3 separate regions of the Mus musculus genome follow, and all the other regions are linked to region 1. A link is a loop called in an ENCODE intact Hi-C map of the cell type or tissue named here. Cell type or tissue: left cerebral cortex. All regions are shown on one strand.

Evidence for each region. Hi-C counts contacts between places; a loop is a spot of excess contacts. Peaks named below come from ENCODE experiments on the same cell type or tissue, not always from the same donor. Only the 100,000 strongest peaks of a DNase experiment are listed, where the experiment ranks them.
Region 2: a loop joins it to region 1, with 5 times the contacts of the local background. A loop is called at or near these places in 15 of 42 quality-filtered maps.
Region 3: it touches region 1 in a loop (5-fold over the local background); 5 of 42 quality-filtered maps call a loop at or near these places.

Annotation. Positions count from the first base shown.
Region 1 is chr3:82,347,173-82,355,172 of GRCm38, reverse strand. No RefSeq gene overlaps it. Among named protein-coding and RNA genes, the nearest start is that of Map9, 6.9 kb to the left of the region's middle. In left cerebral cortex, a CTCF peak has its summit at 4,651 (motif pointing right); a DNase peak (open chromatin) is centred at 4,625; H3K27ac peaks cover 408 bases.
Region 2 is chr3:81,929,546-81,937,545 of GRCm38, reverse strand. It overlaps Ctso (cathepsin O), which reads right to left and starts at 4,945. Exons shown (of 8, transcript NM_177662.3): 1 at 4,771-4,945. The coding sequence starts at 4,881. In left cerebral cortex, a CTCF peak has its summit at 4,545 (motif pointing left); DNase peaks (open chromatin) are centred at 4,568 and 4,883; H3K4me3 peaks cover 1,250 bases; H3K27ac peaks cover 1,297 bases.
Region 3 is chr3:81,991,669-81,999,668 of GRCm38, reverse strand. Asic5 (acid-sensing (proton-gated) ion channel family member 5) reads right to left here and starts at 2,747. Exons shown (of 10, transcript NM_021370.2): 1 at 2,679-2,747; 2 at 1-85. The coding sequence starts at 2,718. In left cerebral cortex, a CTCF peak has its summit at 3,446 (motif pointing left); a DNase peak (open chromatin) is centred at 3,460.

The DNA of each region.
Region 1 (8,000 bases):
TAAACTTTATCTACCTTTGTGAAATATCTCCTTTTTGTATATTCACATTTTATAGGTGAGAAAATAAAGCAAACTTAGTTTTTCTCAGTATATTTATTTCAGTTATTAATGAACAGAGAAAAACTGGACCCAGTTAGGCTAATGTAGAACTGGTGCTCTTAACTAACAGTCTAAGTGGATAGCCCTGCCACCAGAGCTAATTCCTAACACCTGTAAAATATATTGCTTTATTTGTTTTTAATTAGATTGATTTTTACAGTATGTAGGAAATATCCCCTATGATTTTGGAGAAACCAACATAACCACAGGAATCTTCACAAAAGTGCAGGGTACCAGATGTGGCCATAGTGAAAACGGAGGTTGGAGAGACGCAGGACCATAGCCAGGCGATTCGATCAGCTTTTATGAATTCTCCTTTATATCCTTCAGACTTGCAGCCCCATCTACCCATTGCAGATGAAACCAATGACAGACCAAGGGCATTACTTGCCCCGTCTCTAGTTTGTTGAACCAACTAGAGCTTATTAGATTTACTTACAGAAGCATGTATGACTGCAGCAAATCCATCACTAACAAGTCCACTCCAGCATGACCAGTGGCATACCAGAGCTGCATCATTACAGTTCCCTATATAACTTGTGCAAAGCTACATCAAATGGTTCCATCTCTCCCAACCATTGTTTGCTACTTGTATAAATATTGCGGAGGGGCAGTCCTCAGGAGTTGTAATTGTCCTGTGAGTCTGCACCCTTTCCCTATTGTCTATGAGGGAATGTTTCGATCTGGAGTGAAGTTACACAGCGTCTCAATCTGTGAACTGTAGAGAGCAAATATGCATTGCTTGTAAATAACTGTGTTTTAACATGCTATGGGAGCACAAGGAGTCTATAAAGCATAAGACATCTATGGGGTTGACCCTAGCTTTGATTCCTACCAGTTGGGGATACAGAGACTGAAGTGGACATCTTCTATAGCCACACAGGACTTCCAGTGGAGGGAGGGGGACACCAACCCACATACAAAACCTTTGACCTAAAATTTGTCCTGCCTCCAAGATACACAGGGATTAAAGATGGAGCAGAGATTGAGGGAACAGCCAACCAATGACTGCCCCAGCTTGAGACCCATCCCATGTGAGAGAAGCAGCCCCTGACACTATTAATGACACTCTGCTATGCTTGCAGGCAGAAGCCTAGCATAACTGTCTCCTGAGAGGCTTCATCCAGCATCGGATGGAAACAGATGCAGAGACCCACAGCCAAACATCAGGTGGAGCTTGGGAAGTCTTGTGGAAGAGCAGGGGATGGGATTGAGTGACCTGGAGGGATCAAGGACATGAAAGAAGACCTACAGAGTCAACTAATCTGGGCCCATGGGGGTGCTCACAGAGACTGAAACACCAACCAAAGAGCATACAGAGGCTTGATCTAGGACCCTTACACACCTGTAGCAAATATGTAGCCTGGTCTTCGTGTAGGTTCCCTAACAATTGGAGTGGGGGCTGTCTCTGGCTCTCTGGCCTGCCACTGGATTCCATTTCCCTAGCTGGACTGCCTGGTTGGGCCTCAGTGGGAGAGGATGAGCTTAGTCCTGCTGGGACTCGATGTCTCAGGATGAGGTGGTACTCAGGGGGGCTTTCCCTTCTCTGAGGAGATAAGGAGGGGATAATAGAGGAGAGTATTTGTAAGGGCTGTGACTGGGATATAAAGTGAATAAAAAAATAAGTTACTGGGGGAAAAAAAAAGAAATTATGTCACTTCCAAGCCAAAGTTACTTTCATATACATGATTCTTAAATCAAGATTCTGTGTTTATAATGGAAAAACTAAGTAGAAGATAGGCTGTTCTTATATTAACAGGTTTAGTTTCTGTTCGTGCATGTTACACATAGTGAGAAAGCAAGTGTAGTTATGAACCATGCACTTAAAATTTTAGTCTCTAGGGAAATGGAAGCAGTTAAGATTGTATCATACTAAATAACGGTAATTTTAACTATCAGAGGAGAGACTAGCTAGAGTACAGAAGAAGAACCAAGAAACAAGTCAGGAGAATAACATTGCCCAGGAAGCTATGGCTTCAGCTTAGGGCAGATGTGACACAAACAAACTATCCAGACAGAGGGAGTGGAATGAGAAAGGGTAAAAAGAGTCTAAATAGTTACACTGAAATTCCCCTAAAGGTGTGTGTGCTAGGCCAAAGAGGAGCAGCAGTGTGCTGGGTCAAGGCGTATGTCAGGAGGGGAGTGAGCCCAAGAAAATAAGGACAGGGAACACAGAATGGGGCAAGAAATGGAACCCTTGGGAAACATCGATGGGATGCAGACAGGTGGTATGTGGCACAGCAAGTCAAGCATCTGCTACAGGAAGAGAGAGAACCCGAAGAGAAGAACGGTTTCCAGTGAGTGAGTGGCCAGTACTGTCCACTGGCCAGCTGAAGAGAAAGGAAATGTATTGGGAGATCACAGGGCCAGGTCATGTCCAGGTGGGCAACACATGCTTCACAGGGAGGTAGAGTGGAGTTGCACCAGCCCATGAGAGTCCCGAATACTCATCCAGTTTCAACTTGGCTTTCGGTGACATCAAGGTGACAGCTTTAAATCAGCTATGGTGGATTTTAACGTGGCAAATAGCAGCGTGCTATAAATCAAGGCTTTCCCTTCAGACTCCCATCCAAGAGTCAAACATTCCCCAGCACTTAACTTGACAAGGAAGAAAGTGAAGCTTACAGGCGAGCGTGGAACGAGGAGTGAGGAGGGACAGAGATTCGTTCCTGAAGGTAATGATGAAGGGAAAAAATAAAGTGTCACAGTATCTAGTGACCCAGGTAGGATCAAAACACTCTGTCTCTGGAATCTTCCAGGCAACAGAATCTTCACTTTTAATAAATTCTCATCTTTGCAAACCTGGACTATTGTTATGTAAGATGCTGACCCAGTGAATTTTCTCCTTTGCTGATCTGCTAGCGCACAGAGCATCTATCTGCATCCATTCTGTGTGTAGCCCCCTGAGGTATATGACAGAGAGTTGTTTCTGCTAATCTGTGTCTCTCTGCTTATTCTAGGAGCACGTGTTCCACTATGTTCCTAGCGGCCTTGTTTGTGATAGCCAGAAGCTGGAAACAACCTAGATGTCCCATGACAGAAGAATAGATACAGAAAATGTGGTTCATTTACACAATGAGATACTACCCAACTATTAAGAGCAAGGACATCCTGACTTTTGCAGGCAAATGGATGGAACTAGAAAATATCATCCTGAGTGAGGTAACTCAGACTTAAAGGGACATGCATGGTATGTACTCACTAATAAGTGGATATTAGAAAAAAAAAAGTACAGAATACCCAAGATACAGTTCACAGAACTCAAAAAGGTCGACAAGCTGAAGGGCTCAAGTGAGGATGCCTCAATCCCACTTGGGAGGAAGAGGAAAGCAATCACAAGTGGGTAGGGAGAGAGGGACCTGGGTAAGGGGACAGTAGGGGAAAGAGGCAAACATGATCTGGTATTGGTCAGGGGAAAGGACTGAAGCCCTGAGGGCCAGCAGAAAGAATGGAAACAGGCAACCTCAGGAGGTAGGAGGTGGGGCACCCTCCAGAATGCACCAGAGACCCAGGAAGTGAGAGACTCTCAGGACTCCAAGAGAGGGACTTTAGATGAAATGCCCTAAAGTGGGGAGAGGGAACTTGTAGAGCCCACCTCCAGCAGAAAGACAGGGCATCAAGTGAGGGATGGGGTTGCTATCTCACAGTTAAAACTCTGACCCATAATTGTTCCTGTCTGAGATGGAAATGGAGAGGAGCCTGAGGAAAAGGAGGTGCAGCAACATGTCCAAAGTGGGATCCAGCCCAAGGGGAGGCCCCAAGGCCTGACACTATTATTGAGGCTATGGGGCACTCACAAAAAGGGATCTATCATGACTGAAAGGCCCAACAAGCAGCTGAAAGAGTCAGATGCAGATATTTGCACCCAACCCATGGACAGAAACTGCTGACCCCTTTGGTTGAATTAGAGGAAAGCTGGAAGAAGCTGAGGAGGAGGGCAACCCTGCAGGAGGACCAGCAGTCTCAATTAACCTGGATCCCGAGATCTCTCAGACACTGAACCACCAACAAGGCAGCATACACCAGCTGTTATGTGGCCCCCAACACATATACAGCAGAGGACTTCAGAATCTGGGTTTAGTCAGAGAAGATGCACCTAGCCCTCACAAGACTGGAGGCTCCAGGGAGTTTAAAGGTCTGGTGGGGTTAGGGTATGGGGGTGGGATGTGGAACAGTTGGAGGATGGACCGGGAGGGGAATAAAAGCTGGAGTTCAAAATAAATAAATAAATAAATAAATGATTTAAATATTTTTCCTACATTTTAAAGTGTATAAGTTTTGTAGAAATAAATACAACTCAGTTTTGAAGAAAGCCCAAGAAAATGGCAAAATGGGTACCTAGTATTTTCAGGATGTTCAAGGAATGTCCATAGGCCAAATGAAGGTTCTTGGGATAAAGTGACTCACAGAAGCCAATTTTCAGTTAGCATTGCTATGATTTGAGAATGCAATTATCTCCTCCTTGTCTCCTCTGGGAAGCTTTCTCTAGAAGGGGGAAACAAAACAAAACAAAACAAAACTGTCGGCATGTACAAGTTACTAAGTTCCAGAAGATGGCAGCAAAGGATTCTATCCTATGCACCTATGTAGATAGAAGTAATTTTGAATAGTGGATCTTAAAATGATTTATTCTTTCAAAAATGCAAACATTAAAACGCTATGTATTTGAAATAATTTCATGATGCTTTTTACATGATCAGATTTGCCTTTGTATTATGAAGTTAAATGATTATTACTTAATGTAAAAAGAAAACATAAAATTCTTTTTAAAGGTTTTACATTCGCAACTGGCCCAAGTCAACTCCCTACTACCCCAAATAAACTCATGTGTAGGAATGCTTTGCCATAGGGAGTGTCACTTAGGAGTTATGGCCTTGTTGGAGGAAGCATGTCCCTGCAGAGGCAGACTTTGAGGTCTCCTAGCCTCAATTTATGCCCAGTGTGCCACACAATTTTCTACGGATGCCTATGGATCAAAATGTAGAGCTTTGGCTCCTTCTTTAGCACCATGTCTTCTGGCACACTGCCATGTCTGCCACTATGCTTCTCACCCTGACAATAATGGACTAAAGCCCTGGAACTGTAACTCAGTCCCAGTTATATATTTCCTTTTATAAGAGTTGGCTTTGTCATGATATCTCTTCACAGCAATGAAACCTTAACTAAGACAATAGTTATAACTATATTCTGCAAAATTTTAAGACGTAAAAATATTTACCTAAGACATACTCTTCTCTAATATGGTCATGCCACTCAAATATCCTTCATGCTGCCTTACTTAGGTTTTTACTGCTGTGAACAGAAATCATGACCAAGGCAACTCTTATAAGGACATTTAATTGAGGTTGGCATACAGGTTCAGAGATTCAGTCCATTATTATCCAGGTGGGAGCATGCATCGTCCAGGCAGGCACAGCATAGAAGGAGCTGAGAGTTCAACATTCTGTTCAGAAGGCAAACAGGAGAAGACTGACATCCAGGCACTGGGATGAAGGTCCTGAAGCCCTGGGCCACATGGATGCACTTCCTTCAATGAGGCCACACCTACTCCAACAAGGCCACACCTTCTAATAGTGCCACTCCCTGGGCCAAGCACATGAAATTACCACACATGCTAATTAAAAACTGAATTGTGCCTCCTTCAGTAGTTATACAATTACATGCACTTCTGGTTCATTGTTGATTATGTTTTGGAACCTCTTGAGCTTCCTCGAGAATTTTAAAATAAATATAAAGTATTTATATATGAGTTTAGAATAAATCCTTTACACAGAATCAGTGGAGTAAAGTATATACCACCAGCTGTCATTATACATATTGCCACAAATGCCAAAAAATTTCAAGTATTTGTAATCATATAAACTGTTTGTGAATACCATGAGAATAGTGTTTACCTAAATTTATCAGTTAATTAGGCACCTTTATCATACCCTAGAAGACACAATTTCTTTCCTAACATTTTCTTCTTGTTTTTTTAATGCAACTCAGTTTATTTTTTCCTCCAGAAATAATCTCACAGATGTACACAAATAAAAAGTTAGATGTCAAATAAAAATATACATACTACCCTATATCCTTATATCCTTCAGTTTCTAACATTAAACATTAAAAGATGAAGGGAAGAAAAACCATTCAAATGTGACTGGAAAAGTCTTGTCTGTAGGTAAAAGAAAAAATATTTTGATCTGATTTTCTCTTGTAATAATTACTCACAGGAATCATTTAATTTCGTTCTGTTGAAGAAATGTACCAGGTCATGGGAACTAAAAATAGCATAAAGTACTTCATGTTTAGAGCAAGCCATGATGAATGCCAAAGAGCCACCAAATAGTTTATGCAGCTTCAAAGACCTTAGCTGCCTGATCAGGCATTCACTTTTAGATATTTTATACACATGTGCTGCATAGCCAGCCCTAGAGTAAACTTTGATAAAAGTTTTCTACTTAGCCTCAGAGTGAACTTTTCTGGCCCTTGAGTAAATATTTTAAGGTGATGCTTTTAATCTTTGGATTTCTTCCAGATTTCAGCCACACTTTTCATTGTATAGCATATAAGCAATTCAGAGCCAGCTAAGGGTTTTGGTTAAAGAAAGAATGAAAAGAATGTTTCCTGTAAAGCTGTGTGCAGACTTTCCACGCCACTGTATAATGCAGTGTCTGCCTTCCTCAATAATGAGTTTTCTTGTTAAATATCAGCATTTTATGTTAATTGAGATCATTTTCCTCTGTTAATTTTCAGTCACACTTCAGAAAATGAAGAAAAAATTTATATTTCTTATGACTATTGTGAATTATTGTTTTGTTTTGTATCTTGAAATAATGCATCTTGAATTTGTGAGGGTTGAACCTAAAATGGCTATATTTGAAAAGGTATAGAAAATTCAAACCAATTTTACAGGGCTTGTTCAACATCTAAGTCTGTGGGAAGTTGGGGCTTGGTTTTAAAAGGTGAAACATCACTATTTTACCTATAGCTAAGTAAGAAGTTAATGGAATGACATTTTACAACCACCTTCCGGCATCAGTCTGAAGGTTTACAGTCTGTGTGCTTTAAACAATATGTAGGTAAAATCAAGAGCATTCCGATCCATTTGTAGAGTTATGCTAATAAGTTGAAACAGCTATACTTAATAGACTTTTACTATGAAGTGAAATTAGCATACTGTGGCTGTAACGTGATTTGATCCAGGAATCCTTTCGGCACCTGCTTGATTGGATGTATTGGACAACAAAGCATGTTTCCACCACACAGGGCAAGACCCTCAGTGCTGGGCAGCACAACATAATTTTACTCTCCACATTTAGCTAAAATGCTTTTCCGTCTTTTGTATACTGACCCTAGCTCTCTTCTACAGTCCCAGGGAATAAGTCTAATCTTCCTCTTGCTTAACAAAACCTCCTCTTTAGAAAAGACATAGCATACTCATTCCAAGTTATTATGCTTCCTTACTGCTATTTCATATGGTTTTAAAATCTGACAATTATCGTTATGATTTTTGTGGATAATTATGTTGCTTTTGTCTCCCCAGAGTGGTTTCTAAAGGTGAAGAGTATAGCAGAGGCAGACCAACCTGTGCAGAGAATAATCTCTGTGAAATCTATACTCTGCCCATAACACAGCCTGAGCTCAAAGTAACATTTCTTTTTCTGTCTGATAGGTTTTGCTCGTGTTTGAGCTGTGAATTTGTAGATTATTGAATTATCATATGACTCAATAGATTCTTTGGAATTAAATGTAAGGTTCTGTGTTTTAATTTAATTTGAGGCATCTACTTCATATCTCTCAATCTTCAGATGATTTCATAGGCTCTATAAATATACATTTTTTTCAGTTTGTTATCATCTTAAGATGTAACAATTTACATATTAAGATACAATTTAACAGATGTATGTTGTAAAGTG
Region 2 (8,000 bases), 420 kb after region 1:
TTATATAGCTCACACGACAAAACAAAACTTTAATTGTATGATAATCCTATGTACTCTTGTAATCTCTTTCTTATTCTAATTTGCTTTACTGGAGTAGCAAAGTTGTTTTAGTATTGCTTGGAAATGCTTCCAACCCCACTGTCAGAAAAAACAAAAACAATGTTTACTGGAAGTCAGAAGCAGAAAGGGCTGTTTGCATCTGGTAGAGATAAAAGATAGCTCTGCAGATAAGAGGCCTGGACTGCTCTCATGTGGAAATTAGGCTGGAGTTGTAACATTCCTCAGAAACCAAAATTTTTCTGAGAAATCAGAAAGCCTCTCACTCCACCTCTGGCATCCTGACTCTCCAGACCTTTCCAAGCAAGAGAAACAAAGTGGCACAAGATAGATTTGTTTATGACAGTTGATGGTCACGGATATCTTCAACTAGAAACCTATGGGTGTTGGCAAGGTCTTCAATCTACCCCCTTAGAGGAGAGCAGTTGGGGAATTTTTTTTTCTTGCTGGTTGTTAATATAAAGAACAAATTAGATATATACATTTTTTTCCTTTCATGTGTTCAATAATATCTGGAGAAAGAAGCAAATCCTGAGGATCAATTTCCTGGGCTTTGTGTTGTCTAAGAGGAATGTTCATAGCTACCAAGCACAGTTGAGGGATGGGAAGGTTAGCTAAACTGTATTGCTGTTTTAAGTATGTTCTCTGAACTACTACCTCTGCATGAGGTACTTGCTCACCTCATCTTCTCACCTCAGATTAATGAACTGAGGCATAGATGGGTGTATGTTTTTCTTAAAGTCATCCAACCAGCACGTGATGCATGGGTTCAGCCATCCAACCTGTAAGGCACAGGCTGGGGGGCGGCGGGGGACATCTACATTGTGGGTCTTTATGTTGATTTTATTAGGGGAGACAACCATGGAAATTAGACATCTTTTCCCCATTGCTAGCTAGGGTTTCTTGTATTTACTCTAGTTTATTGCTTTCTACCAATGTAAGCAAAGATATTCCTTTCTGATGATGATCGTGCTTGCAGCTCATGCCCTTCATCTATTCATGCTTCAAAAATCAGAGATAAGTGTTTCATTATGTACCAAGGCTGGTCTTGAACACCATGTCTCCAGTGACCCTCCTGCCTTGGCTTGTCAAGTAACTAGGGTTGGATGAAGTCAACCCATTGCCCATCTTGTAAGGTCACTTTCTTTTACCGTTCTGAGCTCATTATTTGTTAAGTTTTGATCTTATCAGCCTTCGCTGGCAAATGCTAGAGTTCAGTGGGTAATAAGTCAGTTCCATGTATGCATGGAAAATGTTCTCTCTGGAAGGTCTGGCAAATCTAAGCAGGGACAAAATATGCACAGATTATAGTCAGCATGGAATCATTGCTGAGAATTTCTCTCAAGACGTGGGAATTGTAAATCTCACATGCAGAATTCCTAGGTGAGAAATATGTTATCCCTTATTAGAAGGGGGACTTTTTACATGTGCATTTATGAAATGAGAGAATCTATTTTCTAATGTACAGGATTTCATACTGCTTTTTAGAAACGAATGCTAGTCCCCCACATATATAATATGCTGTTTGTTTTCAGACAGAGTACATTGGAGGAACTTGTTTCCACCTTCTCAACTACTGTAACTATTGGGGTGACATGTGTCAGTCTAATGTAACTTCTTGGAGGCCTCCACAGACACTATTCTTCACATGTCACCAAGGACATCTACATCAGTTCCCAACACAGGATAACTGACAAATTGTAGGTCAAGCAGATAGTCAGAAGGAAAAATGAATGAACATGATCTGATCTAAGGTTTTTACAAGTTTTACTATATTTCGATATAGACAATGTGTGCTTTAAGCTAAAAATCACCCTAAAATGTCTGTGGAACTGGACTGACTACTCTCAAAGTCACCTCCTCATGAAAGTTCCCAAGCAGCAGCAAGTACAAGGTAGACTTGGGGGAGATAACCAGGATATCTGTGGCTCATCATAAGCACTCATTTAAATAATCTACTTATAATAATCTACATTATAATAATCTACTTATATAGAAATGACCTCAGACACATACACAACTCAGTAAAGACACAGCATGAGCCATCACAGTGTTAAGGCAATGCTCCTCAATGCATGTGAAGCCACCAACTAGGTGGCTTGTCAAGAGTATTCTGAAGGGAGTCTGAAGACCAGCTTTTATTGAATCCATTGATGCCTCTCACGTCCTCCTAGGCTAAGAATGCAGACTGCTTTTGGTGACTGGTAGAGGGCAATTAGGGCCCTGGCATGTCCCTTTTGATTCCCACTGTCGGAGAGACAAACAAGTCTCCTCTATTGCATGCTCCCCAGAGCACTATATCTCCACAGATTCAAATCTACCACCAAACATGGACAGAAACACTAAGTAAATACAAAGCTCTCCTCTATTTAAGTAAGCCACCTAAGGGTTTTTTGTCACAGTATTAAAAAGCCAGAGTCTCTCATCTGCCTTCCACAGGAAAAGCAAAGGGAAAGTGAAGAGCGTCAGCCAACAACCAAGAACCAAGAGCCCAGTCCACCATGCAGGAGTGTGACTTCCCTCCCTTTCCTTTTCCTTCAGGTAGCATGTAAGATATTCCATAATAAGTCATGGAGGAGTCTTGTCTCATTGAATAATAATATAACGACAGCTAGCAGGGCTGCTGTTTACCTTATTGATTAAGGAATACAATTAAGTGGGATTTAATTTAATGGCTCAATTTTACTTTATAACCTACTTTAAAATGTTTCAGTGCATTGCGAAACAAATGGAATTTTATAGATTCTGTACACAATGTGCCATGTAAGAAAACAGTAGAATCTCCAACCAACTAATTCTACAGTGGAAACATTCTTTTTTCAAATGACACTTTTTAGACTTATAAGCTGAGTTTTACTTACCATATATTTCAACCCATACTGTAAAGCCAGACGAATCCTTAATACTTTTAGTCACCAAAGAAACAAAGCCCTCTGCTTCCAACTCTCCAGCTGACACTCTCCAGGAGGACTCACAGTTTGTAGCTATCATTTAATGACTAAGTGCTCAGAAAACAGGTCACTGGACTTATCAGCAAATTCCTGCCAACAGGAACTGCTTGCAAAGCTGTTTTGGTGTTTTTAACCCTAAGTTTTAAAAAAAATGTACTAAGATTTGAAATGTTTTCTTCAACCTCCAACCTCTTACTTCTCTATATGGAACCTTGGTTGCATTTCTCCTCCAAAGAGAATCTAGACGTGTGTCTGGGGATTGCAATCTCCTCAAGAGTAAAATACAAGTAGGCATGGAAATTATAGTTCACACACAAATTCTATTTTGTAATAATTTTTCAGTGACTGTGACTGTAATCTTGATTGTACCTTTACTAGGATTGGGAATGTCCATGGAAATAAACCTTTGAGTATATTTCGGAGGATGTTTCTAGATGGGTGTAACTGAGGTAGGAAGCCCTTGGTAAGCTTAGGAGTCACTGTGTCTCCTGCTGGGGTTCTGGACCAAATAAAGATGAGAAAGTAAGCTGGGATACAGTATCCATGTCTTTCCCTTCCTGGCTGCTGATGTAGTATGGATGTCTGCTCCACACACATGTCACTATGACATCCCTATCATGATGATAGACTGTCCCTGAAAGTGTGAGCCAAAGTAGACCCTTTTTCACTTTCTTTAAGTTGCTTTTCTTGGCAACCTTGCTTTATTTCAGTAAGGAGAAAAAAAATTATACATTACATTGTTAGCTTTCAATACTCAAGATTAGAAAAAAAAAAACTAGTTGGCCAATAAACACCTTATCAACAACCTGTGACACTGACTACCTCACCCTATTGGAAATCAAGGACAGGTCTCAGTAACACACAGGCCAAGGACACTGAGAAATAGACTGGTAACAAGAAATGAGCTCAAAAGTAACAAAAAGGAGAACTAAAGCACAGCATTTTGATTTGAGTACAACACAAGGGTAGCTGAAGCCAAAGAAGGCCGGACTGAATGAATACTGGAACTTCTCAGGCCAAAGAGGACAAGGAGAACGGGGCAGAGCTATGGGGTTCTATGGAAATTTCAGAAAACATCAGTAAACACTAGTTAAATGGCCTAAGAGCAGCATTCCTGAATTCAGATAGACACTGAGTCGAACAGGTGAGTCCTCCTCTAATAAAATCGTGATGGCATTTTCTTTTTTCTTTTCTTTTTCTTTTTTTTTTTTTCAGATTTAAAAACCTTTCAGAGAGCATTAAGTATAGCAACTGAGGCCAACTGTGAATCTGCATTTCGGTCAGTTCCCCTGGTTACTGGGAAAATCTATCCGTGGTCAGCTAACTTGTCCATTTCAGAATTTTAAGGTTGGAGAGCAATTGAAGGATTATTATGAAAACTTTAAAAAAAGAAATCCGAATTTAAGGCAGTGAAATGTCTCCTGTTCTACATCAGTCTCCACCAAGTCAGAGAGAACTTGATGGTGGTAGACAGTTCCAGGACTGAGAAATCATTAACTTCCAGTTATAGGAGGAGAGAGCCAGTGCCCCCTGCAGGCGGCTTTCTATGCGACAGGTTTGGTGTGGGAAAGGCTTTAGGATTCAGGATACTTCTTCCCCTTAGCTTTGCTTTGGACATCTTTTGGTGCTTTGGGATATAGCACAGAAATCCTTGCCCTGGGGAATCAAACTTTTAGGAGGCAGTTCTACTGGGGAAATGCGCGCTTGGAGCTTGGGTCCCTCCCTAGGAGCCCCGGGGCAGTAGAGGGAGGGAGCTTGGTACCCGCAAGGCGGCGGCCTCCCGCTGGTGGCTCCAAGACCAGGTCCCGGCGACCCCGTGGCGGCCGAGACAGCAGCAACACAGTAGCAAGAGGTTCACCAACTGCGGCTTCATCCCGGTGCCCGAGGTCCACTGTGCCCGGCCCGCTTTCTCTTTCGGTTTCTTGGCTCCGCCCACTGCCTGTGTCCTGTGCACGCCCAGAAGCAGAAAGCTGCTGGGGTCCCAGCTGTTTTGTTTGTTTGGTGCTTCTTGGGATTATTATTGAGCTTTTGTGCTGTTATTGGGCATCTGGGATTTCCCTCTTACTTAATAAGAAAGAGAGCAAAACCTGACTTACACAACAGTATGAAGATACAAACTATTGTGTTTCCTGCTGTCTGAGATTCAGCCCTTCATTTTACTTCCTGCTGTTTAAATTGAATATGTGTTCACTGAGTGTGTGTAAATTGAACTCAGCAGGTTGTATGGGGACGTATAGTGTATGCGAATTTACACACTTCTCTCTATGGATGCGTATAAATACTTGACAAAATTGTTGCTGCACAGAACTGCACAATATCTTGTGGCCATTTCTCCACTTGTAGAAAGCTGCACCCGCTTCCGAAGTTTGTAATGAAATTTAGCTAAGTAATCCTAAACACTTCATTATATGCTGAGCACGTCCTGTGCTTTTCTTTGTTTCACTGTTAAGGTTGCTTTAATTTTTCTTATTATTTTATTATGTTGTTTTCTTCTTGCTTAGCTTACTTCATAATCCATCCACCTCACTTTCTATCCCCAGCTATAATTAACTGACGTAATTTTTAAAAATCTTGTTTCCTTTTACCATGGTGCCGGTATACAGAGTGTAAAAGGAAAAGGGGAACATGTTCAAACCAGTCAATATGTCTGCTCACTCACATCTCAGCTAAAGAGGTTTCCAGTACACTGCCTCAGAGCTCTCCTTTAAGGAGACTGAGTGATTTAAGATCTGAGACCAAATATCACAAATCGCTGGTTACCCTTGGGAGAAGACAGCCAGCTGCTTCTCAGAAGGGCCTATGTACACAAAATGCAAATTATTGTCTTAGAATGAGTCTTTACTCTGTGTTTCTTTTTTACCCCTTCTCTATTGTCCAAAAGCAGATCCTTTGTGGACAAACTGTAACCAGGTTCCCAGAAATCGGAATGTCCTGCATCTTTTGTTTCTTAGCTTCCAACCTGGCGTATATCTGAATAACCATAGTGTTTATTTTCTTGTTCCTTCACTCCCAGGCCTACCTACCCCGACTGCCCTACTTAAAACCCTAACCTTCTCCCCCTCTCCACCCTATTCTTCTAATACTGCCCCCATTGCCTCTGGTGTTCAGTCTGTAGCCTTTTGATCCATAGCACTTTTCTGTAATGCCAGCTTCGTGGGAGCGACAATTTCATTTCTTTAGTCTCTTATGCACCAACAACATATAGTGGGTATTCAATCAGTAAATGTTTGTTGATATAAACTTATTAAATTTAGTCCAAATAAACTTTCTTTTGATCACAGCAGTTATCCTGCATAAATGTTCTAACTCAAAGGATTGTCAAAAGACATAAATTATCATCAGAAAAATAACTTCAGTTTAGTAATAACAGGAGAGAATGCATAGAGATGAGTAGGCTACAACGAAGGGCCACTTGCAGAAGGATTGCTGAGATTAACATAAGCAGGAATCTGTGGGCTCCTTGCTATCTCAGTTATGCCTGCATTGCTAAACTTTCCAATAGGAACAGCATCTTATCACTGAGGGTCTAAAGGACCTCCCTGGTCTCTTCACACCAGGTCATATATTTTATCATCAGGTTTGCATCAGAGAACACAGTTACCCCCTGTACCTAATAAAAACTAAAGCTATAAATCAGATAGATGTTGGTTCTGCAGATGTAAGAGGGCAACGATATCTACAGTGAAGGCATCTGGAAACATTATTTAAAATAGATTATAATGGGTCCCGGAGAACCAGGTTCATGCATAGTGACAGTGATAAAGTGATTGATAGAAGTCACTATCACTGGAGGTAAAATTCATAATACTTCATGAGCAAAGAGGCCTCTATTTTCACTTTACACTGATGACTTCCGTGTATGTAACCGTGTCTGTAGCCCTAAGAAGGGAACATTCTACTCAGGCCATTGCTCACCCAACAGAGATAAACAGAGATGAAATGTGCAGAAAAGCAGACAGAATTTTCTCTGAGATGGATAACCTAGCCATATCAGCCAGCTTCCTATTACTAGAACAAAATAGCTGACACCACCAATATATAAAGAAAAACGACTTATTTAGGCTCTTGCTTATGAAGGTTTCAGTCTAAGAGCAGGCAGACTCGTTACATTCCTTTGGCAATTTGTCACAGATGAAAGAACAAGGCAGAAGTGGCAATGACAAAATTCATGAGCCTGAAGTCAGAGAGCCACTTCAAGGGTGTGGCCTAAAGAACTTTCACTGGGGTGTTCATTGTCTCTCAGTAGCACTGCCCAGAGACCAAGCATTTAACAAGGGGGCCCTCAGGGCAACTCTGCATCCAGACTACAGGATCAACTCTGGGTTCCCCTTGTTTAGAGGGATCTGAAAAGAGACACTGAAGACCACTTCTTGCTACTCACAGTTTGGTGCATGTGACCATTAGTGAAACATCACATTCAAAAGCCTGAGGGTAGAAATGCAGGCAGTATGCTCCACAGACCTAAAGGAAGTAAATGTAGACATATGGAGTTTAAAAATAATAAGTGACTGAGATAAATACCAAGCAGAGATCATGTAGCTCTTCAGAGGCCATGTAAGAATGTAATTAGGATTATATGCTATAGAGTAATTATACAATTATTTTAGGGGCCTTGAGAAGGCTTTTATCTGGGAGTGAGTGTACACATAGAGGAGAGTGGCAGGAACTACTAATATTTGTTGCTGTGTGGATGGAGGTGGTGGTGTAAGGTTTGCTTAAGGATATAGCCACTGGAAGATGGACTCAATGGATACTCTAATAACCATGAGTTTATGGCATGCACAAATTGAACTCCTTGGATTTTGAAATTTAAAATCAACCATAAAAGAGGGGACAGTCAAGTAGAGATGGGATGAGAGTGGGTCTTCAACGAGTGGGAGATGAATATGATAAAATACATGATATATATGACAATATCAAGTAAATAATGTAAATATTAAATGCATAAAATACAGAGAGTGGCATTGCATAGGAGGAGGTAATTTCATCAAA
Region 3 (8,000 bases), 360 kb after region 1:
GCAAAGTCTTGATCGAACTTCTTCCGGTCAGTTGGAGATGGCAGTGGTCTCTTTGAGAGGTAACGTTTTATCTTTCCTAAGAGTCCTAGTGCCCACAAAATAGAAACACACAAACAAACAAACAAACAAAAACAAGTAAATGAGTTATAAAAAGCTATTCATAAAACCTACAAGTCAGAAGTGACTAAGCAGGTTATCTTTCTAATATGAAGTTTGTAAAGGCCCCCAGAATCTTTTTCCAGTAGATGGTTTATTCAGATATCAGGAAAAGCACCAATTAGGTAAATCTACTGCTAATAAGCTAGGGCCATCTGATACCAGCTCTGGTTAAGAAAGAGATACTGATAGCAGAAACATATCGGTATGTCATTAAGTCCAGCTTCAAATGAGTTGTTCGTGACAGCTCATTACTTTTAAAAATAGTCCTAGCTTTTAATTAGTCTTTCACCCCAGGAAACCACAGAGTTCCTTGAGTTGGATTAGGCTTATTCTCCCAAGAGTCCTAAATGAAGTCACACACAACAAGTTCCACAGCTAATCTTTGTCACCTTGCTGTTATTTTTGGTGTTGTGATGTCTGTGCATTGTATGTTTTGAGCAAAACTGTTTTACTCCTCTGTTGGCTCATCAGAATGTCAGGTTTGCAGTTCGGTGACTTGATCAGCTTCCTACCTTCTTAGAAAACGAGCTGGTACTTTTGAAATTCCTATTAATAAATTAAGTAATGATTATTGATATTGGTTTGTAAAGGCCAGTGAAAGTTTCACTAAAATATATTTGATGATATAGAAAATAGTCATCCAGAATTTCCCTTAGGTTACTGTTCTTTTGATTTGGTGATAATAGATGCCAAGCCTCTCTGTCAAGTTAATGGGATGAGGTCCATCTGCAATCAGAGGCTTCAACTTCTGCTCTCAGTCTCCTCTCCCGTAACCTAGGCAACTTCAGCCATGTCTGCATTCTCCTTCTGCTTCTTCTATTAACTGGCAGCAATAACATCTGCCTTCTGGCTTTTCACGTTAAATAGTGTAATGCTCAGAGAGCATTCAGTGTGTAACATGGATCAGTAGAAGTACTCAACATTATTCAATATTTTTACTTTGCTTGTAGTGATAGAGGAAATGGTTAAATATTCAGGGGTTTAAGGAATGATTTAAAGTTCCTGCTTCCAAAATGAGTGCTTGGGCAAGCAAGCTGACTAGGTGACTGTCTCTTATTGGGTAAGGGAGTTAGCTATGCAAGCTGGATGAGCTAAGTCCTATCTTTGAAACCCATGGAAAGGATGAAGGAGAGAACCCCTTACCTAGATTTGTCCTCTGAGCTCCGTACCTGTGCAGTGGCACCTAGGCAGCCAGCTCACATCCTACACACACACACACACACACACACACACACACACACACACACACACAAATGATACTAATAAAAATAACACAGATCTCAGAAACAAAAGAAAGAGATGAGATCTCTGAAAGCCAATAAATTCTCACAATGAAGTTATTTGAATTTTAAATCCTTGTTTTAATTCAATAAATATCATTTTGTCAATAATGCAGTATTAACATTCTTCCAAAAAAGCTCCAATATTTTCTCATCATTAAGTTTAGTTTAATAGCTTACTAGTTTCCAATCAATATTTTTTTTTCAGTTTGGAAAAGCTAATGATATAAAATGCATTTTCTAAAGTTTCCCATTTCGTGCAATGTACATGAGCATCCACAAATACTGTTACACTCTTAAAGATATTACAAACTATATTATCATGTTTATATCATTCTGACGTTCTGGAATTGTGCTATCGTCTATAATAGCATTACTTAATGTTTCTTTTAGTATCAGGTTAATCAGCACATATTTAAAAAAAACTGTCAAAGCTTCAGATAAAATCAGAAGGCTGAAAAAAAAAACAATATTACTTAACAAAATAAGCTTAACTGTGACCTATTCTTATTCCTTAACCATTGCTTGGACGCATTTGTGAAGGCTTTACCCTGATTAAAGAAACAGCCCAGTCCCTAGCAACTCTCACCTTTCCTACTGAGGGGACATGGGCTATTAGTGAGAAGAGTAATCTAGGAATAAGTCCCTGGCCAGACACAGTGCAGCTGGCTGCAAACACTACCCAAATAATACATTTCAGATGTCAACTCTTTAAATTAAGATAGAAACATTGCCAGTTGTGTTAACCTTACTGAAGCATTTCCTACTATTTGTTAGAAACATAGTGGTTTTTTTTTTTCCTTTTGAGTATTTCAAATTGAGAACCTACAGAGTGATATATGCCTGTCAGGAAGCCCAAAATGGGCAGTGCAGACCACCAATCCACACAACTGAGGCTTTGAACTTCCCTCATAGAAGTACATTTCATCAGGTGGATAAACAAAAAGTTTCATTAAAAAGGTTGGTCATTATAGAAACGTTAGGAAAGCAAGCATACTGTGTAGAAACAAAGAAACAACAAAAGTCGATTTTAACATATAGTAATATTTTTGTAGTATTTTGAGTCCTCATAAGTTATTCTTTTGCTACTAAAACTGTATTATTCATTTTAAAACTCATATTTGTTACTGTGAACATAATAATGAGAATAGAGTTTTCCAAGGATGAAGCCTACCCCCTGCTCTCTGCTTATTTCCGGTATTTAGGAATGGCGGATGTTGCTGTTTAAGGATCTCCTACCTTTCTCCGCGTGCACTTGTGATTTCTCAGTATGTTCCATGTTTTGATCTCAGTGATCCGAAGTCCTCTGGTGCATCCAATTTTTTCAATAACAATATTCATTTTGTGCCTTTTATATAAAATACAGCACTTAAGGTTGTAAACTGTAGGGGCAATTTAAATATTTGTGTTGCTATGTTAAGCCTCATGAAGCACTTAATCTGTAAATCAAAAAACACGGACAGAACCAGCTATGGGCATTTACAGACTGGCAAGAGGCCATGATAGATTAAAACCCAGATAGCACAATTGAAACCCACTTTCTGAAAAAGAAAGGAGGAAAGAAACAAAGAAACAAAGAAAGAAGAAAAGCTGTGACCTCACAGTGGCCTCTGATCATACCAGTGGATACCCAGGTGACAGTCTCTTCACGTTTTGTTCAGCTTCATAGAAATCAAATTTTGATTGTGATTGTGTGTATGTGTGTGTGTGTTTGTGTGTGTGTGTGTGTGTGTGTGTGTGTGTGTGTTTGTGGACGTGAAGTATCGTTGTTTTGAAGTTTCTTTCATAAAAGAGATACAACTGTAACAAAGTGACCAGTGGAAATAGAAGAATAATGTTACAAAAGAAAAAAGATACTAACTAAAAAAGAAGCACTAATAAAATAATATAAATTTGCCAAATCACAAAGGCCACCTTTTTTATAGTAACACCTTTGAGAACTTACCATTAATATTATTAATAAACCCTGATATGCATCCATATGTATAAATGCTGCCATCTGTTGACCACACACAGTAATTACATGTTTCTCCGCTAGAGCCTGATGCCTTTGTCATGGTAATATTTCACAAGCATTTTTTCCCTTCAACATTGGACATCTATTGGGAAACTCCAATACCATAACTTGAAGCTGGGCTTACATGGTTTGGTTTTGTCAAGAAGTCACTCTTGCTTCTGCTCCTCCCTCCTAGTGACTGAATTAAATTTGAATTTCAACTTGTTTATGTAGTTACAATTCCCTCTCCATTTTTCCTCACTTTATTATTTGAAATCAAGACCAAGGATTCTTCTCACAGATATAACTTGTTCTTTTGTAAACCTGGCCTTTTCACTTTCTAAGATACTCAATTAAAATTAAACATAGATGCTCACACTTTCTTTCTCTGATGGTGATGCTATGTGGAATAAGCCTATGTGACAGAAGATAGACTTGTAAGCCCCTCTTCCCTGCCCCACCCCATTTCCCAGTAAACGTAAAGAAAGCTACAGAATCGCCTAATAAAGCCAATCCCGGGAGAACTGAGAGAATTCTGAGTCATCATTATCTCCCTTTATGCACTTGTAGCACCAACAGCAAAGGATGACTTATTAATGCAGACAAATAATAAAAGATTAAATAAAGCATGCTGGACAGAAAAGTAGACAGCAAACCCAACTGCCCTTTCACTTAGATTCTGGGCATGAGCGATCCTTAGAATCAATGAGCACTGTCTAGAGGACTGTATTTACTCTGGCCCAGCCCCAGTAACAGAGATACAGTTTGTGTTAGCTATTTAGTTATTGAAGGATAATTTTTTTAATTCTACTTTTGACATATTCATATGTTTTCACTACTCTTTCCTGTTGTGAGTGTGGCAAAGGAAGCCAGGTTTCTGCTAAAACTAAGCAAATGTTTCACTGCCAAGTCAGGTACTCTGTCATTTGGCTCCTACTTGGCAATTTTGATTTGAAGTAAAATTTTATGTTTTATTTTCTCTTTGAGAGAATGCCTGTCCCTTCTTGCCCTTCTTCTTTGCTCCTCCCCCCCCTCCTCCTCCTGCTTACTCCTTCTCCTTGTCTTCCTCTTCTTTCTTTTTCCCTGCCTTCATCTTTTCTGTTATATTCAGAACACACACACACACACACACACACACATATATATATATATATATATATATATATATATATATATATATATATTTACATATACTTAAGATAGATGTTTGGTTTGTTCTTAATAACTTTGGAAAATAAGTTATCAGCTTACCATGTGTGTAAGAGAATAACAATTTAACAGTGTATCTATCAATTTGGGTCTGAAATGCCATTAAATTAAAACTATTAGAACTAAGTGTTTTTTAATTGGATATTTTATTTATTTATTTATATTTCAAATGTTTATCCCCTTGATTGTTTATCCTCAAATCCCCTATCCCATTCCCCTGCTTCTATAAGGGTGCTTCCCCACCCACCCATTCATTTCTGCCTCCCCACCCTGGCATCCCCCTACACTGGGGTATCGAGCCTTCACAGGACCAAGGGCCTCCCCTTATTTTGATGCCAGACAAGGCCAACTTCTGTTACATATGCAGCTGGAGTCATGAGTCCCTCCATGTGTACTCTTTGTAGAATCAAGTTCTTATAGCTGGCGAGTACAGGTAATGTTTTTGTTACAGCATTCTTTATATAAAAACCACTTTAAATTAAAATGAATAAATTTCTTTTAAAAGCTTAAATTTCATGTTGGTCACAGAGGGTTTTTTGTGGCTTGTTTTATTTCGACGTTAGTTGCTATTCTTGAAATGTCAGTCTGATGGATTATTTTTCTTTTATTGATTTTAATTTTATAGATGCATATACTAATTTTTGGTACCCCAGTTCCTCAGTTCCAATTTTTCCTATCTTCTCCTCACCAATTTTCCCACTCACGTTTATGTATACTTTTCTAAACCCAAGTCCACTTAGTGCTGTCAGTTTATGCATGGGTGTAGGGATGTCCATCAGAGCGTGGATAGCCCACCAGAGCCCACCATCACTGAATAGAGCTGACTCCCTCTATCCCGGAGCCACCAGTCGCTAAACGTTTCTTAGCTGGGGAGGATGTGGACTTCATGAGCCCCTCCCACATCTATATTGGGGATGGGCCTGGCTTGATCTTTCTCAGATCTTGTTCATACACACTTAGCTGCCAGAAACATCATGTGCATATTCTGTTTTACTTTTATAGGGCACAAATAAGAAGAAATTAGTCAATATGTCGTATCATATCTAATTAAAACCAATTCACATATCCGAAGTGAAAATGTAAAGTAGAGAGTGACCTTAGTATTCAATATCAACCCTTGTGTCCTGGCACAAGCCTAGCTCATTTAACAGAGGAGGCAGCTCAGGAACAGGGGCAGACAATGGAAGGTCTATGAGGCTGAACATTTAGCCTGCTTAGCTTGCTATCTACTATACTCATTAGAAAAATAGATAGCAAGTAGGAGACAATCTGCAAATACTTGATGAGTGACTAAGTGATTTGTTCCAGTCTTGTACTCTCTTCATTTTTATACCAGAAGACAACTCTTGTGATATTTTCAACACTTTATTTTGAAAATGAAAGTCATAGTAAATTGCCTCATTACAGGAGTGGGATATAGGGACACTTGGGTTAGAACATGGCAGGTTTGAAGGCTCTTCCTGTGGCACAAGAGCAGGGAACATTTACCACAGAAAACTACCTAGTGAACAAAGAAGTGGAAAATTTGAACAAGTTTTCAATAAATACTCACACCATCCTTATGAATGAAATGGCCTCAAAAATTAACGACAGCAGTGTTGCAGGCTTCATTCAAGAAGCAGGGAGACAAACCCAAGGAAGTAAACTGGTCCTTGTCAGCAAATAACAAAGCTTAATGCCAGCACGTGCCTGAGGCTAGCGCTAAGGCTGAGCAGTCTCAGAAAAAATGTGCACACACCCTGACCCATGTCCCTGTGCTGCAGCCCTACAGTATACAGTCTAGGTGGTGTCCTCATACCATCTCATCAAATGTCCCAGTGTAAGGTTCCCATAGGTTCCTGACTACTATGAAGACTCTCACAAAAATTGATTTTCTTAGTTTGGAATCTCCAACCTTCAGATGTTTTCTTTGAACTCATTACCTATACAGATGAAAGAGAAACTAGAACCGAAGATCAATTACCTTGTGATGATTTATAATGAATGCTGTACCAGAGTCTTCCAGGAATAAGGAATAAAACTATGTAAGCACATATAAAATTGTGCATCAGCTTCAGAACTCAAGTGAAAGCAAACTAAGCACAAACGCTGCTTCTGAGAACACAGCTACAGAAGTGTGGCATGCTGAGAGATTTATTCTGGAAGGACTTAAAACTCTTAGAGCCCGCCCTATTTCCTATCCTTCTAAGCCACACTTGATTCTCCCGTTTCTTAGCTTGCTGCAAATTCCCCTTATCAGGTCAAAAAATTCAGAACTATCAAAGGAAGACTCACTTTCAGTAACTACTATGAGTTTCATAAATACAGCTCACATCATACCATCAAACCACTTGAAAAGACTTTGCCTTGTACCTTGGTGTATACAGTGCAATATGAAACTATCATCTCTGCATCTTAGCCACTATCTCTTCTGTATCTCAAAGGTATTTAGCCAGTGTCATGGTCTGCTCCTTAAATACTTTGAGTTCTTCTAAAATATCACTTACCAAACCCTTGAAATTCCCTTTTCTGTGTAGCCTCTAGAGAAAGGGGGTTGCAATGCGTTTTATTTGATTTGGCCAGTGGCCATGTTTGGTGATGGAACCATGTGCTTACTTTGACATGTTAATAAATGTATATGCCTTTGGACCTAGGAAATTATACAGTGAATACACAGATAAGTGTTTTGCTTCAATGCATCATCTCCTTAATTAAGTTTACCTTCATTCTTAAATATATTGGATTTCTTAAGAACCAGAATTCCCCGGGATGAAGAGAAAATGTGGAGCTCATTCAGGATGCACAGCCTTGGTGCAGCCCTATTATTTGAGGAGCCATGTTCAAATGTTCTGTAGTCTCTCCCTAATCCAGGATCTAATCAAGGACCATAGATTGCAGGTTTCATGTGTGTTTAAGTAATGTCGAGTTCAAAGAGATCTGAAGTCATTCTTTTGCTTTTTATTTTATTGGTATTTATTTTCAAAAACTCCTGCTTGATGCTTTGCACAGTACATCTCCATGCAGAATTTTCCTGTCTCCTTCATTGTAGCTTCAGGTCAAATATTCATGGTTCACAGGCATCATAGAGAGAGACCCAAGGTCTCAGTTTCTCCTGTATTCAGTGACTATAGTTCTGCCATTGGATGGCATATTCCAGGGGAGGATATCTCTTCCTTTCTAAAACTAGCAAGCAAACTGCAGCAGCAGCTGATTTAGGAAAAGGAGTGTCTCCTTCCAAGTCATGTTATGCCATGGCTTTAATGAAAGCCAAATAATCTTATTGGTAAGAACTATTCCTATGGTGTTTATAACAGAGCCATATTTAATTTCTATTACTCTTTCTGTATGTGTTCACTGGGATCCTTCTGTAATGATGT